Regions from separate parts of the Homo sapiens genome. Here region 1 is linked to region 2. A link is a contact called in ENCODE Hi-C data. All regions are on one chromosome and are shown on one strand. The core of a region is the stretch at or near the end of the contact, and the rest is flanking DNA. Distances in the headings are between cores, read along the strand shown. Region 1 holds the start of TRAPPC4 (trafficking protein particle complex subunit 4). Region 2 holds the start of CD3E (CD3 epsilon subunit of T-cell receptor complex).

The links. Hi-C counts contacts between places; a loop is a spot of excess contacts on that map. Pooled maps may share reads with other maps.
Region 1: a pooled map shows a loop between it and region 2 (4-fold over the local background). The contact joins the promoter of TRAPPC4 here to the promoter of CD3E in region 2. A Hi-C loop is called at or near these places in 4 of 50 pooled maps.

The regions. Positions count from the first base shown.
Region 1 is chr11:119,013,785-119,020,015 of GRCh38, reverse strand. It overlaps TRAPPC4 (trafficking protein particle complex subunit 4), which reads right to left and starts at 1,250. Exons shown (of 5, transcript NM_016146.6): 1 at 1,046-1,250; 2 at 699-873. The coding sequence starts at 1,220. It overlaps RPS25 (ribosomal protein S25), which reads left to right and starts at 1,673. Exons shown (of 5, transcript NM_001028.3): 1 at 1,673-1,734; 2 at 1,963-2,058; 3 at 2,471-2,654; 4 at 4,077-4,175; 5 at 4,258-4,299. The coding sequence starts at 1,732. The coding sequence ends at 4,171. CENATAC (centrosomal AT-AC splicing factor) reads right to left here. Exons shown (of 11, transcript NM_198489.3): 9 at 4,933-5,022; 10 at 4,577-4,709; 11 at 4,223-4,478. The coding sequence ends at 4,418. RefSeq lists enhancers at 679-1,377, 1,632-1,861, 1,882-1,951 and a silencer at 1,272-1,391.
Region 2 is chr11:118,301,326-118,307,846 of GRCh38, reverse strand. It overlaps CD3E (CD3 epsilon subunit of T-cell receptor complex), which reads right to left and starts at 3,117. Exons shown (of 9, transcript NM_000733.4): 1 at 3,071-3,117; 2 at 2,846-2,953; 3 at 539-559. The coding sequence starts at 2,894.

The DNA.
Region 1 (6,231 bases), core at 1-2,500, 710 kb before region 2:
AGTGTCAAAATTTCTAAGTTCATTTGAATTCTGTGAATATTTTACATTCATACTTTGTTACAAGACATTTTACATCTAAAACTTTGGGTAAAATGAATACTCTAGGAATATGTGCCACGCTTACTAAGCTTGTGTTTAAGCAAAGGCCGGCACATCTGATATCACAATTGAGAGCAGAAAAAGTTTAAAGGTCATTTAGTTAAACTGGCTTTCTTTAAATATGAAGAAACTAAGGCTCAGAGAAGAGAAGTTGACTTTAAGTAAGATGACACCTCGGCCGGGCGCGGTGGCTCACTCCTGTAATCCCAGCACTTTGGGAAGCCGAGGCAGGTGGATCACCTGAGGTCAGGAGTTTGAGACCAGCCTGGCCAACATGGCAAAACCCCTCTCTACTAAAAATACAAAAATTAGCTGGTCGTGGTGGCACGCGCCTGTAATCCCAGCTACTCGGGAGGCTGAGGCAGGAGAATCGCTTGAACCTGGGAGGCAGAGGCTGCAGTGAGCCGAGATCCCGCCACTGCGCTCCAGCCTGGGTAACTCCGCGGCCCCTCCCCACCCAGCAAAAAAAGATGACACCACTGCCGTTATTACCTAAAATCTAGATCTGGATCGGTTGCGTTTTTCATAACACCAGAACGACGATTTAAGAAAAGGTAGACAAATTACAAGCGCTGCCGTTCAGGAGACGGGGGACTTACGAGTGGAACATGGAGGCCAGCATAAGCTTCTCATTAGAAGTGAGGCGGGGCCGGCCAAATCGAATGGACACCGGGTAATTAGCAGGGTTACCCAGATACTCCAGCACCTCTTTCCCGTCGGCCGTGTACCTGCCATTCACGTCCATGCCATTGATGGCCAGCACTGCATGACCCACTGCAGAGGTGAAGCTAACGGTCAGCGAAGGTGCAGCCCGGGGATTCCGCCGAGGGGACAAGGGACCCGACACAACCCCTTTTCCCCCAACCCCGCACCTACAACCAGCCCACTTCTACAGCACTGGGGCCCTCCCACCCCCGCACCCGCCACGGGCCCGAGCCTAGCCCACCTCGGATGCCGTCCCGCTGGCCGAAAGCAACCAACACACGCTCATCGTGTAGCTTGAGCAGCAGATCCAGCGGATAACTGAAAGTTTTCTCAGCCTCAGCCCGTGGCGCGTAGCTGTCCAACTGGTAAATCAAGCCGCCAGCTTTGTTCACCACATACACACTAAAAATCGCCATCGCTGCCTTGCCGCTCGGAAACTGGTATTCAGCCTCTACCCGACGGCCCCTCCCCGGAACCGCATCACAGCACTTGCCGCCGGCCCCACCCCAGCCTCCTCCTCCTCCTCCTCCTCCTCCCGCGCCCCCCGTGCAGCCACCTGCTGCACTTGCGCACTGGGAGCGACACGCTCGGGCATAAGTAGTGCCGGAAAGTTAGCTGCCGAGACCTGGTGGATTGCTTTTCGTTTATCAGTGCAGGAAAACAGCGCTATAGTATGCGTCACAACTAGCGCAGACTCCGGCAGTATTTAGGCGGTGCGGCTTGGGAACTAGAATCCACTTCCTGTCTTCCGCCTCAGGCTAGAGGGCGAGCGCTTCGCCGTGGGACTTCTTCTGCCTGGCTCCGCCTTTTGCCCCGGAAGTACTCACAGCGGACGGTGGTTTTTGGGCCCGTTTCTGAGCAGCGCTTCCTTTTTGTCCGACATCTTGACGAGGCTGCGGTGTCTGCTGCTATTCTCCGAGCTTCGCAATGGTAAGCTTCAGGGGTGTGAAGTCGCCGGCGTTCTTGGGTTTGAGGACTCAGTGGGGAGAGCCTTCGGCGGGAGCGCTCCTTGGCCTGCCGGCCTCGGTTGCAGGGCGGGCGCGGTTATTGCTTGGCCCATGTGCTCTGGTGGTGGAGTTTGCGGGGGCTGAGGGCGCAGTATTAGGGGACTTTGGCGCTATTTGAGGACCTGGTTGCATTCCCGCTGCCCTCCTACAGCCGCCTAAGGACGACAAGAAGAAGAAGGACGCTGGAAAGTCGGCCAAGAAAGACAAAGACCCAGTGAACAAATCCGGGGGCAAGGCCAAAAAGAAGGTAGAAATAAGACCTCTCTGAAAGAGACTAGGGGTAACTCTCTCGTAATCCTCTAGTAATAGGTAACTTGTATAGTAAGTGGTTTTTCAGGTGTAGATTTCTAGAGTCAAAATGTGAGAGTTTATCTTCCCGTCACCACTCGTTCTTTTTCCCATTAGGATCATGAAAATGGGTCTGTTGTGCGAAGTGTCTGCCGCTGTGCCTGCTGTGTTATTTTTAACTGATCTAGTGGGGCTCGGCCCCTGTTTGAAGGCCAAAAACGTGTCGGTGTTTTTTTTTTGTTTTTGTTTTAGTAATGTGTAATTTATCCTTGATAACGGTGGAACAGATTTCTCTGACGCAGATTACTCGAGAGGGAAAGGGTGCTTCTGCCAGAAATACTAACTTGTTTCTGTTTTGTTTTGGTGAGCAGAAGTGGTCCAAAGGCAAAGTTCGGGACAAGCTCAATAACTTAGTCTTGTTTGACAAAGCTACCTATGATAAACTCTGTAAGGAAGTTCCCAACTATAAACTTATAACCCCAGCTGTGGTCTCTGAGAGACTGAAGATTCGAGGCTCCCTGGCCAGGGCAGCCCTTCAGGAGCTCCTTAGTAAAGGTGAGGGGTGTATCCTACATGTGTGTTTTTGTAGGTTAAATTGTCTTGACCATGTTAAGCATCTTCAGTGGTTTTGCTGGAAAAGCAGAATTAAAAAAAAAAAGCGTGGCTTGACCATTGGCTGTTAGTAATGTAATTCTGACGTCTTACTCCTGATCCTGAGATGAATTCTCAGGGTTCTTAGCCACTTTTGTGCCGTGGACCCTGTGGCAGTTTAGTGAAGCCCAAGGATCTTTTATGTTTCGAGTAAATGGATGCATAGAATTACAGGGACAACCGTTTTTGAAATAATTAGATTACTATTTTGAAACAACTTTGAAAATGTTTAAAACCTTTATGGTAAATATTTTGTTGATGTATTAAATTTTAAAACCAGAAATTTAGTACGGTCTACTCAGTAGTATGGTCTGATTACCATAATTCCACAATAATAAGGCTCAGCTAACTATAGTGACTGAACGTCTATAATTCTAGCACTTTGGGAGGCCAAGGCGGGTGAATCAACGGAGGTCAGGAGTTAAAGACCAGCCTGGCCAATATGGTGAAAACCTGCTCTACTGAAAGTTAGCTGGACGTGGGGGCACACGTCTGTAATCCCAGCTACTCAGGATGCTGAGGCATGAGGATCCCTTGAACCCAGGAGATGGAGGTGGCAGTGAGCCGAGATGACACCACTGCACTCCAGCCTTAGTGACAGCAAAAGACTGTCTCAGAAAGGGGGGGGGGGTGGAAGATAATGGAGCCCTAATTTAAAGGAAAAGTAAGGATAGATGATCGTTAAAAACTAGGATTCTCGGTTACCGAACGTCAGATTAAGCAATTCTGGAGCCAGGTGCAGTGGTACCCTTGTATTTCTAGCTACTTGGGAGGCCAAAGCAGGAGGATCATTTGAGCCAAGGAGTTTTAAGACCATTCTGGGCACCTCTGAGAGAACTCTGTCTTTTTGTTTTCCTTTTCTTTAAATAGAGATGCGGTTTTGCCATGTTGCCCAGGCTGGTCTCCTGGGCTCAAGAGATCCACCTGTCCAAAGTGCTGGGATTACAGGCATGAGCCTCTGCACCCGGCCAAAACAAACCTTACTAGAGTCTCATTCTGTTGCCCAGGTTGGAGTGCGGAGGGGCAGTCTTGGCTCAATGCAACCACCAATTCCTGGGTTCAGGTGGTCCTCACCTCAGCTTCCCAAGTAGCTGGAATTACAAGCATGTGCCACCATGCCCAGCTAATTTTTGTATTTTTGGTAGAGATGGGGTTTCACCTTGTTGGCCAGGCTGGTGTGCAACTCCTTACCTCAAGCTATCTGCCCGTCTCCACCTCCCAAAGCAGTGGGATTATAAGCATGAGCCACCGCGCCCAGCCAAAAACCTTACTAGTTTCTATTGTAGCATCTGTTAAGCATCTCATCGTGCTATTCTCTCCCCCTAGGACTTATCAAACTGGTTTCAAAGCACAGAGCTCAAGTAATTTACACCAGAAATACCAAGGGTGGAGATGCTCCAGCTGCTGGTGAAGATGCATGAATAGGTGAGTAGGAATGTGTGGGCTCATGGTGTAGGAGGTAGATACAAAGCTTTATGGTTCTGATTCTTTTAATTTTTTTTTACAGGTCCAACCAGCTGTACATTTGGAAAAATAAAACTTTATTAAATCAAATGAATGAGTATGTCTGTTTCCTAAGAAAGACAATGATAAAGAATTTGGTGGAAGGTATAATAGGGGTTTGTTGACTTTGCTTTTAGCCTCATGGTAGTTGGTAGAGAGCATGATTAGCTTTTTTCTGTATGTGACTGCTTCTTCATTGCTGCAGCTTCAGTTTTGAATTGATGTCTGAAAGGAAATAAAGGGTTAACACGATGATGAAGGGTGACATCTCCAAAAAGGAGGTTGGATGGGTAGGTTGGAGACCCGGCACTGAACACACATACCTGGACTGCCAGCGGCGTCCATTATTCCAGACGCGGCCAAAAGAGGGCAGCCAGCCTGCACTGGTCCTGGAGCTGTGATCAAAGTTGGCCCCAACTCGGTCTGGGGGGAGTTTTTTCAACTTCTGTTTTTCCTCTGTACAATGATAGGGAAACTTTTATTTTTCTTTATTGAAGAATATAGAGATGGGGTCTCACTATGTTGTCCAGGCTGTTTTCAAACTTCTGGGCTCAAGTGACCCTCCCACCTCAGCCTCCCAAAATGCTAGGATTATAGCCATGAGCCACCACACACAGGCAAGGAAACCATTTTTGAGTGTGAAGATTTAGACGATCCTCTCTTGAATTAGTTTACTTACTTTCTTTAAGAAATTCTTCATAGGATGGTCCTATTTCTTGGTTCCCAGCAATGTATTCTTCATCTTGGATCATCCAGGGAGGTGTGGCACCTGAAAAAAAAATTAAGGCTTTTTTTTTTTTTTTTAAGTCTTCAGGCTATTGTGAAACATGTCCTAGCTGTTAGCTTACCTCTCCTCATTAAGAGCTAGAAATGTCTAAAAGCAAAGCCCAGGAATTCTGGAGCTTTAGAAGGCCCTAGGCTAATTTAAAGCGACATACCCCATATGTGACAGTCATTTTAAAATGGCTTTGAGGCACAACTGACATAAACGATACACACTTAAATTTGGTGACTTTTGAGCGAAGCCATTACAATCTAGACCCCAAACATCCCCCTGTAAGTATCACTGCCCCCATTAAAATATTTTCATGTCCAGGCAATCGGTGATCTTTCAGTTGCTTTATTGGTTTGTATTTTTTAGGATTTTCTGTGTGTGGACATTGAGGTGGGGTCTGGCCTTTTGTTTTTTTGAGAGGAGTCTCGCTCTAGCCCAGGCTGGACACAATCTCAGCTCACTGCAACCTCCGCCTCCCAGGTCTCGGTTCAAACAATTCTGCCTCAGCCTCCCAAGTAGCTGGGATTACAGGCGTGCGCTGCGATGCCCAGCTAATTTTTGAATTTTTAGTAGAGATGGGGTTTCACCATGTTGGCCAAACTGGTCTTGAACTCCTGACCTCGTGATCCGCCTGCCTTGGCCTCCCAAAGTGTCGGGATTACAGGCATGAGCCACCACGCCGGCCAGGTCTGGACTTCTGAGATTCATCTGTGTCGTACGTATCAATAATTCTGTCTTCATCCTGGAATACTATTCCATTGTTAATCCATTTGCCTGTTGATAGACATCTGAATTGTTTCCAATTTGGAGCTGCTACAAGTGAAGCTGTTCTGAAGATTTGTGTACAAGTCTATGTAGACAGGCTTTCTTTTCTCTAGTTAGGGGTGGAACGGTTGGATAATGTGGTAGGTGTATCCCAAACTGTTTTCCAAAGTGACTGTACCAGTTTACATTCTAAGAGCAGTGTATGAAGGTTTGGTTTTTCTACACTGCCAAACACTTGGCATGATCAGTCTTTAATTTCTGCCATTCCAATACATATGTAGTGGTATTTCACTGTGGTTTTAATTTGCATTTCTCTAATGACTAATGTTGAACATTATTCATATGCTTTTATTGGGTTGTTTCCTTATCAAGTTGACAGTTCTTCATATATTCTGGATATAAGGCTTTTACCGATACATACGCTTTATCTTGGCCAAC
Region 2 (6,521 bases), core at 1,868-4,367:
AAGAGCTGATTGAATAGAGGGGCTTCCAATGTTGGAACACTCCTGACTCTACCGCTGTGGTTGAGAGAGTAAGTTCAGGCCGGGCACACTCATATGCATGTGCACTTGCATAAATACACATGTACACACATATATTCAGAGTATTCAGACATGTGATTCTGAACACACATCCAAATGTTGCCCCAGCAGCTTATCCAGAGTAACCCTGTGCATGCATTCTGGCTACGTCTCCTCTGCAGAATCTCACATCAAATATGAAATGCAAACAAATGAAAACTGTTAGTGCTTTCAACTTCATTTAAGTCTCAATTTTTCTTTTGTATGGTTAAGACTCATTATTTCCTGCCTCTGTTGCTTCCCTCTTCTGGGCTAGAAATATCTCCAGACTTGTGAGGAAAGTCAAAGGGGTAGATGGCAGAAACTCCTTTTCCTGACCTCTGTGGAAGTTCTGTGGGAGGCCTAAGAGAAAGCTCCATTCATAACTACAAAGAATGATGGGGTGATTTCATAAAAAAGAAAGAAAGAAAGCATATCTCACCATCTTGCCCCCAAACGCCAACTAGAAAATAAATAAGAAAAAAAAAGTGTTAGTAAATGTTGTGGGTACCTGCATTCCTAAACAGAAAAAGGGCTGTGTTGCAGTATGACCACTGATGACATCTGATGTCCTTCCCTCTTGCTGCTGGGTCACAGCCATTTCTACACCCTAGAACAGTGGAACTTACTGCTGGTATTGACCAGGGGTTCCCAGGAAATTTGGGGGGAAATAGAGGAAGGAAGCATCTAGCATTAACTATGAGCCCACAATTTTTGACAAGCAGGAGTCAGAAAAAGTTAGGACCATTTTTTGGACGACTAGAGACATAGCAAAAGAATTTTGCCCCCAAGCCTCCATTTTGAACATTGGTGTCTGTGGAAGAAAAACACGCTCTTGGTTGGGTACAAACACTGGGATTCTTGTTCCATCTCTGGCTCTGCTTTTCTGGTGGTTCAGTTTTTCCATTTGTTTTCTGCTTGAGACAGAGATGGAAATATTTGAAACCCTGATTACTCATCAACTAGGGCCTGTGCATTGAAGAGCCTGACCACATTTCCACCGGGCCCTCCAGGATGCCCTCACTCAGCAATACCCTGGATTCATTACAATGATCAGTTTCCCTGGCATTGCCTGAAAGCTTTCTGCACACCTAGGCCTTTCTTTTACTGAAACCTCTACACAGGGGGAGACAGGATCCCCACTTTCCTATCCCCAGAGCAGACTGGGCACATTCCTATGATGCCAGATGTCTAGAGGTGATTGGGTCTTTGATACTGTCTCTTTTATTTATTTATTTATTTATTTATTTATTTATTTATTTATCTATTTTGAGACACTCCAGGCTGGAGTGCAGTGGCTTGATCATGGCTTACTGCAGCCTCGACCTCCTGGGCTCAAGTGATCCTTCCACCTCAGCCTCCCAAGTAGCTGGAACTATAGGTGTGTGCCACCTTGCCTGGCTAATTTTTAATTTTTTGTAGAAATGGGGTTTCACTACTTTGCCCAGGCTGGTCTTGAACTCCTGAGCTCAAGTGATCTTCCCACTTTGGTCCCCCAAAATGCTGGGCTTACAGGCGTAAGCCACTGCACCTGGCCCTTCTCCTCCTCCTCCTTCTTCTTTTTTTTAAGGAAAAGCATACTTTATAACACAGGTCTCTAAGAAAATGCCTGGCCACTCCTTACAGGAGTCACATCCTGCCCCTCGCTACTCAATATGTTCCTAGGACCAGCAGCAGATTAATAAACTTGAGAGCGTACTAGACATGCGGAATCTCCATTTCCAGTCTGGGTCTTTTGAAACAGAAGCTGCATTTTTAACAAGATCCCCAGGTGATTTGTGTGCACATTCAAGACGTGAGAAACCCAAGATGAAGCAGGAAGTGGAGACATCGTTGCTGTGGGTCTGAGACGGGAGCACCAGCTGTGATAGTGTTTTCTAGGTCTTTGAAATAAAACCATCACGAGCCATTTTGCCTCATGTGGTGCAGCCATTTAGAGTACAAACAGTCCTGGTCTCACAGATTGGCTTCGGCACTTACTATGTGGTTTAAAACAAGTTATTTAACTTTTTTGAGTATCAATTTCTTAATCTGTGAAGTAGAGAGGACTTATCAGTTTATATAGTCAAAATTAAAAAGAATTTTAAAAAGAGGATATAACACCTTCCTTCCTAGGCAGAAGTAGGATTAAACCAGTTAACACGTCTAAATAATTTTTTCTTTACACAGTATCTGACAATAAATGGCAACTTTTTTTGGTATTATTTATCTCATATGAGATACAGAAATGCTCTTGGTTATTTATCAATTCATAATCCATCTTGCTTCAAAAAAATGAAATAAACTGAAAGTTGTTGGTCACTTGAAAAGGACTAAAAATTACGAGGCGTTTTATGGTCTCAAAGATAGTGAATTGCTATATATGCCCTGTGCAGAGTTTGGACGCAAGTATCTGGTCTCTTCAAAACAAGGAGTGGAGCTTCGCTCTTCCAGTCTCTTTTGGGTTAGTTCTGGAGGGCTGGGTAAGTTGGAATGAGCTCGTACTTAGAGGTAGCGAGACCTCTCTGCTCACAATAGCTATGATCACCCCAACTGCTCTTCTTTGCCTGCTCCCCGAACGCTCTCCCAGGCACCCGTGGCCTATCTTTTTCTTTAGTCCCCAGCTCTAATCCCTCACCCTAACATAGCACAAACAGTTCCTTACATCTGGTAAATGAGGCTCCTTGGTGCCACTAGGCAGTGCCAGGTAAGGCTGTAAGCCTTCCAGCGGTCTGGAGACACACCACCCTTTCCACTCCATCCTACTCACCTGATAAGAGGCAGAGGCCCAGAACTCTCCAGTGAGTGCCCGACTGCATCTTTGTTTCATGGGACTGTTACTTTACTAAGATGGCGGAGGCCAGCAGACTTACTACTTCTGGAAAAAAAGCAAAACAGATGACTTTTTCAAAACATCTGCTAGAGATAAGGACCCTGGGGCCATTGTTCCCAATGCTAGGATGAAAAAGGAGGGCTTTATAAGAGAGAGACTCACCATTTTCTGAAGCAGGCACCTGAGGCTGGGAGGGGAGGAGGGTTTCTGAACCCCACACAGGAAGTAGAGAGGCCTCTGGGCCTGCGGGTTTTACCTCACTTGGAAACGTTCAAGGCAGAGGCCTCCACCTGGACTGGTTGAAGAAAGCTGGGTCCCACAGCCTTCCTAGAAGGCCAAACAAGAGGACTCTGACAATACCTGGAGGGGCCATGAAAAATACATGACATTTAGCTGTCCAGACCATGTAGTAGGTTGGCACAAAAGTAACTGCAGTTTTTGCCATTAAAAGTAATTGTAATACAATATGCCTCCACATTGCGGGGTCTTCCTTCCTCTATAAGCTCTGACAGGAAGAGGGAGATGCACTGAACATTTGCTTTCTGTGTGGTGGATCTGGCATGGAGCAGCAGGGTGCAGCCATCTTATTAACAAAACTTGTTGGCTTGAAAATACATGTTGACTTAAATCCATAAGAATTAAATCCAAAGAAAAAATGCCACTTTTTACCTATATTCTTTACAAAAATATTTAAAAACACAAGACTCAATGTTGAACAGGGTAAAGAGTGATAGTGTCAAAGTCTGCTGGTATGAGTGTGAATTGATGTAACCTTTCTTTATGTTTAAGCATGCATTAATCAAATGCTTACTATATCCAAGCACCGTTCTAAGAGCTTTTCTGATATATCTTATTTAATCCTCAAAACGACCCTCTAAGGTAAGTATTATTTTTATTTTTATTTCCATTTTATACTTGAGCAAACTAAGGCTCAGGCAGGTTATCTAAGTTGCAGATTACAGAGCTGGGACTCTAGAAAACATTTTGATGAAATTCACTTATTTAATACATATTTTCTGTCTACTGTACTGTAGTTATATGCTGGGTGCTAGTAATACAGGAGAAACAAGATAAATAGTCCTCTTGGATAAAAAAGGAAATGTGGAGATTAAACAGATAACCTCATAACCAATAACCATGCCCCGCATGATGGTGTACACCTGTATTCCCAGCTACTCAGGAGGCTGAGGCAGGAGGACTGACTGAGCCCAGGGGTTCGAGACTGCAGTGAGTGTGATTGTGCCTGTGAATAGCCACTGCGCTCCAGCCTAGGCAACATAGTGAGATCCCATCTCTAAAAAACCCCCCAGATAACTTCAGGAGATTGATGCTAAGAAAAAAGACGTTCAGGTGCTGTGGGAGTGATAGAAGGGATCTAAGATAGTCTGGGGTGGGATGGGGAAGAGAAGGTCCCCCTGAGCAGGTGACATCTAAGCTGAAATTTGATGGAGGAACAGCAATGAACCAGGTGGAGTGGAAAGCATTCCAGATAGAGGCAGCAGCATGTTTGAAGTCCAGAGATGAGGAAGAGAAATGGAAAATCCAGCACGGCAGGTAACAGGGAGAACGAGGAGTGTAAGAAATAATATAAGAAATTCGCCAGATATGGTACTTTGGGAGGCCAAAGCAGGCAGATTGCTTGAGGCCAGGAGCTCAAGACCAGCCTGAGCAACATGGTGAAACCCTATCTCTACAAAAAAATACAAAAAATTAGCCGGATGTGATGGTGCTCACCTGTAGTCCCAGCTACTCGGGAGGCTGAGGTGGGAGGATCACTTGAGCTCAGGAGGTTGAGGCTGCAGTCAGCTATGATTGTGCTACTATGCTCCAGCCTGGGCAATAGAGCAAGACCCTGTCAAAAAATAAAAATGAAAAAAATAAAAGAGATAGGAAACTCAGCAGGGGCCAGATGGGAAGGGATTTGCAAGCTATGTTAGGGATTCTTAAGGATTTTCTTAGGGCTGTAGGAAGTATTCAAATAGTTTTAAAAAGGTGAGTGACAGTATCAAATTCTTATAATATTCAAATGGAAAAAGTTGGGGTTTTTTTTAGATGAAGTCTCACTTTGTTGCTCAGGCTGGAATGCAATCGTGCGATCTTGGCTCACTGCAACCTCCCCCTCCTGGGCTCAAGGGATCCTCCTGTCTCATCCTCCCAGGTAGCTGGAATTGCATGTGCCTGCCACCACGCCCAACTAATTTTTGTATTTTTGGTAGAGATAGAGTTTCACCATGTTGCCCAGGCTGGTCTCGAACTCCTGAGCTCAAGCGATCTGCCCACCTTGGCCTCCTGAAGTGCTGGGATTACAGACATGAGCCACCATGCCTGGCCAAAATGAAAAAAGTTTTAATGATGGAAGTAATACGTGCATGTTAAAAACAATGCATATAGAAGGGCTGTATAACAATAGCCCCTGTTCTACCTTGCTTCACCCCTACACTTCTCCCTAGAGAAAACAACTTTTAAGTTTTTCAACTTTTTTTTTTTTTTCCTGGTGGTTACCTTCGTGTCTGTAAATGTGCATTGCTATCCATCGGGTTTTCTGGGAAAAAAAGATGGAGATTTGGGCAGGTGGCTCTCTGAGGAAGCACAGGAGCATCATCTGTAAGGGAGAGAGGGGCAGCATCTGGCAGAGAGAGGTGAACTGCGATGAGACATATCAGGAGCCTCAGCCAGAGCCATGGGGAGTTCTTAGCCTGGGATCACCTTCCCAAGTTATCCTGAGTTATCCTGAATTGAGCAAAGGGGCCATGAAAAATACAGGTATTATGAATTGAGGGGCTGCGAAGTTGGGTGAGGGGGCTGCGAAGTTGGGTGAGGCAGCTGCTTCTGCTGAAGGCAATGTCTTTGAAAGAGCTCAACTGTGAGTCCTCTGAGTACAAGAATCCCAGCAGTTGGGGGAGGGAGCAGCCCTGGAGTGATGACCTGGGTGCAGCCACAGCATCCATGCAGTTTAACACTTGCACTGCTTGGAGCCATTCGCTTCATGTGATAATTTCATCCTGTCCTTAAACAGCCTTTTCGGGATTCTGGTTATCTCTTTTTTTGGAGAAGCTTATAAAAGGAAAGTTTCCTAATGGGACAAATTACAGCCCCATTAGCACAGTTGCCCCAGGGCGCATCTGATAGGCAATGCTTGTTCCCTTTTCTGGATTGCTCCTAGCCTCAGTTAGCACCTCTGCTGACCTCAGGGAAGACATAGCTTGAGGAGTCTGAGCCCCTGGCCGTCGTGGTCTTTTCGGGTTGTGGCTGCTGCACTTGCCCATTTACCATCAAAATTGCACTAAAAAATGCCCCAGGGGAGCCCTTGGATTCTATCTGAGTTGTCCCTGCAGCCCTGCCTCCTCCTTATCATCAGATATGGAAAGATTCACTCTGCTGGGGGAGCAAATCATTTTTTTTTTTTTTTTGGCATGCTGGTCTCTTGGCAGTGGTGTAGCTTAAAGTTTAATGGGTGCTGTGGTGAAAGTGTTCTGTCTCTGGAAACCATGGCCCCTAGAAGCTCAGAGCCTAGAGTTAGCGGGACAGGAAGCACAGATTTCCTAAGTGGGTCACTGGAAGTAATGGTAAGCATGAATATCCCTACTTCTAACCTTTAGCTCTTGCACACATG